2 separate regions of the Mus musculus genome follow, and region 2 is linked to region 1. A link is a contact called in ENCODE Hi-C or POLR2A ChIA-PET data. All regions are on one chromosome and are shown on one strand. Each heading gives the region's core, a stretch centred on a gene start or an enhancer-like site at or near the end of the contact. The rest is flanking DNA. Distances are from core to core; before and after follow the strand shown. Region 1 holds the start of Gsk3a (glycogen synthase kinase 3 alpha). Region 2 holds the start of 4732471J01Rik (RIKEN cDNA 4732471J01 gene).

Evidence for each region. A loop is a pair of places that touch in the nucleus more often than their neighbours do. ChIA-PET counts read pairs that join two places held with the same protein, here RNA polymerase II (POLR2A).
Region 2: a loop to region 1 is called in a map of left cerebral cortex, with 3 times the contacts of the local background. The contact joins the promoter of 4732471J01Rik here to the promoter of Gsk3a in region 1. A Hi-C loop is called at or near these places in 9 of 37 maps with a recorded cell type or tissue (gastrocnemius, heart and left cerebral cortex). POLR2A ChIA-PET finds 5 or more read pairs at or near these places in 4 of 5 experiments (Patski and embryonic stem cell).

What each region holds. Positions count from the first base shown.
Region 1 is chr7:25,236,460-25,239,159 of GRCm38, reverse strand. Gsk3a (glycogen synthase kinase 3 alpha) reads left to right here and starts at 1,309. Exons shown (of 11, transcript NM_001031667.1): 1 at 1,309-1,782. The coding sequence starts at 1,500.
Region 2 is chr7:25,393,459-25,396,325 of GRCm38, reverse strand. 4732471J01Rik (RIKEN cDNA 4732471J01 gene) reads right to left here and starts at 1,613. Exons shown (of 7, transcript NR_015569.3): 1 at 373-1,613. It also overlaps a transcript of Lipe not described here.

The DNA.
Region 1 (2,700 bases), core at 60-2,559:
TTGACCTCTGTCTCTGCGCCCCCCCCCCAGCCCCCAGTTTCCTACTTTGGTGCGACTTTTCCCGGGTATTAATTGATTAACAGGAGACTCGACATACTCAAGAAAGCTGAAACTCCTTCGTGTAGTCGGCTCCCTTCATTCAGATTATCTAGAATCCTGTAATCTAGGAAGAGGATAGACGCAAAAAATTGGGGGTTCAGGACAGAAATTCTCTCTTTTTTTAAATCCTGCAGCTCATCTTCTTGGTCCTAACCATATTGCTAGGGAAAAAGGTAGACTATCGGAAAACAAATGTTCTGAGGCATAGTCGGGACTGTTTACTGTACTAAATCCGTTGAGAATGTAAGGAGACGTTATTCTCTTCTCTATATGTGGTTGCTTGGGACTACTTTTTCTAGCACTCACTTATCGGTTTAGGTCTTAGACCTAGGGATCAGAGAAGACATTGTAACACATTATAGTCTCCCTTGGGAACAATTGTCCTTAACCTTTCACCTACACTCTCAGCCACAGTACTCCCTTTGGACTACAGCTCCCACGAAGCCCCAGAGCCTAGCTTCACGAAGAGTCAGAGTCTACTGTGGATTATTCCCAGCATGCTTCTGGTTGCTGGTAGCTCTCATCAGCCTCGTCAATGGTGAGGCAATATTGAACTTCATTTCCCAGAAGACACCAGGCTCATTGAAGCGACGCGCATAACTCTTGGTGTCGACTACATTTCCCGGAAGGAACTGCGACGCTGCTAGCTGGCCTGAGAGAGCGCGATGCCTATTCTACTTCCTATCAGTTCCTTCCAGTTACAGTATCTACTTAAGGTTTGAGGAGCATCTGAGACTTCATTTCCTATAGTGCTTTATCAACCATTCTACACCTGCAATGCGGTGAGGGCGTGGTGATGACTCCATTTCCCAGTGTGCTTCACAGCCAGAGTACTAAGTATTCACGGGTGCGGACTCGATTTCCCAGAATGCACGCGGTGCAGGAAGTCACCGATGGCCCACAGATTGGGTGGGTGGCTGGACTCCATTTCCCGGCGTGCATCATTCTTGGATGCTGCTCAGTATTGGAGTGGCTAAGATTTCGTTTCTGAGATACTCTAAGGGACTTGCTTTTTCCTCTGTGTAGTGAGTGTGTGGCTCTGACTGTGTTTTTCAAAGTGCTTCCAAGTTAGCTTTTGGCAGAGTCGGGTGACATTAGCCAGGACTCTATTTCCCGGTGTGCAGCGCGAGCCGTCACACCCCGCCCCCAGCAGTCAGCTACTCTGAGGGTTTGAGAACTCCATTTCCCAGAGTGCTGTGCGGGTCGAGGGTGGTGACAACGAAGCCGACGGCAGAGGGACTTCATCTCCCGGCGTGCCCCGCGGCGGGCGCTGGGCCGGAGCCGGAGCCCGAACGGCGCGGCCTGGAAGAGGCCGGAGCCCAGGGGAGGCGGCGGCAGAGGCAGCGGCGGGGGCAGCCCAGGCAGCCCGAGCCCCGCGGCCTGGGCCTGCGCTCGGCGCCATGAGCGGCGGCGGGCCTTCGGGAGGCGGCCCTGGGGGCTCGGGCCGGGCGCGGACCAGCTCGTTCGCGGAGCCAGGAGGCGGAGGCGGAGGTGGTGGCGGCGGCCCCGGGGGCTCGGCCTCTGGCCCAGGAGGCACTGGCGGCGGGAAAGCGTCAGTCGGGGCTATGGGTGGGGGCGTGGGAGCCTCGAGCTCCGGGGGTGGCCCCAGCGGCAGCGGCGGAGGAGGCAGCGGTGGCCCCGGCGCGGGCACTAGCTTCCCGCCGCCGGGAGTGAAGCTGGGCCGTGAGTACTTAGGGGCGCCCTGTGGGGTGGTGATCTGGGTTTCCCAAGCGCATCAAACGGCAACCAGATTCTTTCATGTACCCAGAGAGAAGCTCGAGGTCACCGTGCTGCTTTAAGCCAGGATCGGAGCTTTCTGTCTCCGAGATAAAGGAGTTTGAGGGTTTACCATCACTTGGAGTTTAGATTCAGAATTACCAACACCCAAGAAACAGAGGTCACAGGTCCTATTCTTCCAGTTATCAAGGTCTCGAGTACTTGACGACGTTGCCATCCACAGGAGACTAGGATCAGAGGTCATAGTTACTTGCCAATTTGATCTAGGATTGTTGTCCCCTAAGAGACAAGAATATGATTTCTGTCACTATCCTGTATGAAAAGGGGGCTATTCGTTTCCTTCCCATCAAAATTGGTGATTTGGATAGGATATCCTTTAGAAACACCGATTCAGAATTATTAATGTTTCCACAGAAAAGGGCCAGGTTTAAACCATACGGCCTGACATTATCACCTAACCCACTGAAAACGTTTAGACTTGTAGTCAGTCCTCGATGATGGCAGTAAATAATCACTATTGTTTATAGATAAGAATAGCTTGGGAATAAACACAGGCTTCTAAGAAAGCTCATTGTCAGTTTTCTTTTAAAACAAGGTGAGGGAGCAGGGTTCTTTAGCAAAAATGGAGTGGGGGGGCACAGGTCACACCTCTTATAAAATATGGTTTTGAAGTGGCTGGTACTGGCTCTGAAAAAATAAATAGCCATGTGGTAGTATTTTTCAAAATATCCCTCACTGTCCCCCTTGCAAATTGCCTTTGTTGGTAAGTTTCCTAAAGGGAGTGGGTCCCTAAGAGTGGCAACTAGGCTTGCTGCTACTCAGAGACAGGGAATTGGAAACCAAAGCTTTCCTTCAAAGGCATCA
Region 2 (2,867 bases), core at 364-2,863, 160 kb before region 1:
GGGGAATAAGGCAGGGCAGAGGGAGAGACACCTCATGAAGCAGAGCAGTAAGAACTAGGAGGGAGCGCGGATGTGAGACTGGAAGGTAGTTTGCTGAGAGGCCAAGGCCACCCTCAACTACAGCCTAGGACCCTGTCTGGGGGGGAAAAAAAAAAAAAAAAAAAAAAAAAAAACAGGGACGACCACGTGAGGGGGCGGAGGAAAAGGCGGGGCTTCTCCAAACGGCTACCAAGCGCGGCTACGCCCCCAAGTCGGTCCCCGCCCACGCCTTGGGTTGCCCGCCCCCTGCCCGCCCGCCCGTTCTTCCGGCTCCCGGGGCAAGTGGGCGGGCCAGGTTCAAGGAAAGGTGAATGAGATGGCGAGGGTCAGCACCTGCACAAGATGACTGAGAATTCTTTGTTGGGGTGACTCTAACGCGACTCCTCACTATTCCTGCTGTGAGGGCACTTCTCGCTGCTTCCAGGACTGCGGGTTTTTTTTTGGTTTTTGGTTTTTGGTTTTTTGTTTGTCGTTACGGTGCACTGCGCGGTTCCTTTAATCTGAGCAGATGGGCGGGCCAAGACCTTCAGCCCCACCCATTAAAGGCGGAGCTCCGCGAGGAGCCTGCCCAGGATTGGATGGTTTGGGGGCCTGGCAGTGGTGTGTAACTAGGATTGACTCTAAGAGAGGAACTTGATCGCTGGAATTGGGCCCCGCGCCAGGACTGGAAAGAATTGATGGAGCCGGCCGTGGAATCGGCGCCCGTGGGGGCCCAGGCCTCCAAGCAGGGCAAAGAAGGATCGAAGAACCGCAGTCGCAGGCGGTGGCGAAAAGGCAAGATCAAAGGTGAGTCGGTAACAGCTTAAAAGAAATCCCGCACATCCTGCGGGGGACTGGGGACTGGGGGAACTGACCCACTTCCACGAGGGGGAAGAGACCCGTGGACTGATCCACTGCCGTCCTGCGCGTGGGGGGGGGGGTGATGTGAGAGTAGAATGCCCCACCGAGACGTAAGGACTACGTCTGTCCCAGTGCGGTCTTTGGGGAAGTGTCCGAAATGCTCGTCTGTCGGAATAAGGTTCTCTCTCAGGTTCCTTTTTCTGTGTGGCCAAGAGCTGTGCCTTTAGTGTTTTCTGTTTCGGTTCAAGCGGTTTTCATGTCTTCTGCCCTCTTAAAAGAATAACGTAGAAGGGTTTTTAACCGCTTTTTCTAAATAAATAGAATGCAAAAGGTAGGCAGAAGGGGCATCCGGTAATTGGAAGAGCTCCTTGCAGCCCCTTCTTACTCTCTCAGTGAATCCATCCATCTGCTCTTTGACAATCGACCTTCATCAACCCAGCAACCCTGGGGCGACTTGCAAAACATGAGAACTTTTACGTTGTCCTTAGAGAAAGGAGGGAGTTACCATTTAGCTTCCCTGGATCCAAAAGGCTGGAGAAACAGTGGCAGAACAACCAAAGATTTTGCATGGCTCAATCAGAGCAGGCATTAAGTCCTGGTTTGGTTATGAGTTTTGTCTGTCTTGTGGCGCTGCTTACAGCCAAACCTAGGGCCTGGTGAACACTAAGCAAGCCCTCCGCTATGCAGCTCCACCGGCAGTCCATGGATCTTTATCAGACTCCAGGGACAGGTTCCTGTGCAGGCAAAACCAGAAAAAACCTGGCATGGCTTACCAGACCCAAAACCCCCAAATTCATCATTCCTCATCCTCCTTTGGTAGACAAGTGTTGGAGCTCAAGCAGGACCCTGAAGCCTCCTATCCCCCAACAAAGACACATAGCAGAACACTATGCTTTGAAGCGATATGGAACCTCAATCGCAAAGACCCATTGTACCAAATTGCTATGAATGTGAAGTAATGAACAGGGACCTTTTCTCAATTTTTTTTCTGAGCTCCCAACAGGCATCTGTAGGGCTGTTGTCAGATTCAAATGTGTGTGTTTTGGAGAGGTGTATGTAAGTCTACTGTCTGGCTGAGTGTGCTGAGTAGAGTGTCTGACTCTACTAGACACTGGTCTCCCTAAGAGTAGGGTTGTGTCTGCCTTGTTTACAGGGAATGCCAGACACATGGACATTCAAGTATTTATTAGATTGATAAGCAAAGGAATGTGTGAAGTGTGACGTGGAGCTGTTAATAGCCAAGCTGCCCTTAGTGTCATGAGGAGTCAGAAAGAATCTGCTTGAGTAAGGCTCCTCCCTTGCACGGGGTTCAGGTAAGCACACTCACAAAGGCTCGCAGCTCTGAGAAGTGACTGTCATTTCCTGAGGCCCTTCCTAGTGCCAGGCCTCAGACCTGTGAATCAGATCCCACCTCTGCCCCAAGGGTATCCTGACTGGCTGGAGCCGTCATTTATCCTTGTGATCTTGCCACAAGTAACTGGATGAGACAGCTGTCATTATGATCAGCCCATTTCCCAAATGACGACAGAGACACAGAGGCACTGAGCTGGTTGGGTTTCCTGTACCTGTCCAGTGAGGGCAGGGAGATGGATACCTTCAGCCTTCTCAGAGCAGGGAGTGTGGAGCTGACAGCTGTTGTATGCCTCAACCTTAATTCTGAATCTAAAAGGCTCTAGTCACAAAGATTTCATCCCGAGACAGACATTCAATACCTAGAGGTGCCAGGCTTCGGCTTTCTGTAACTAGCAGGGCAGTCTCAGTAGAGCTGAGGACACAGATGGTAATAAGACTGTTGTTGCCAGGCATGTGCCGCACACCTCTGATCCCAGTCCTTGGGAAGCTGAGTCAGTTCAAGGCAAGCCCGGGCTACATAGTGAGTTGCAGGTCAGTCAGGGCTACAGAGTGGAACTCTGTCTCAACCTCTCTCATTCACCCATTTACAAAACATTGTAAACAAGCCAGTATGATAAAAGGAAAAATCCTGGAGC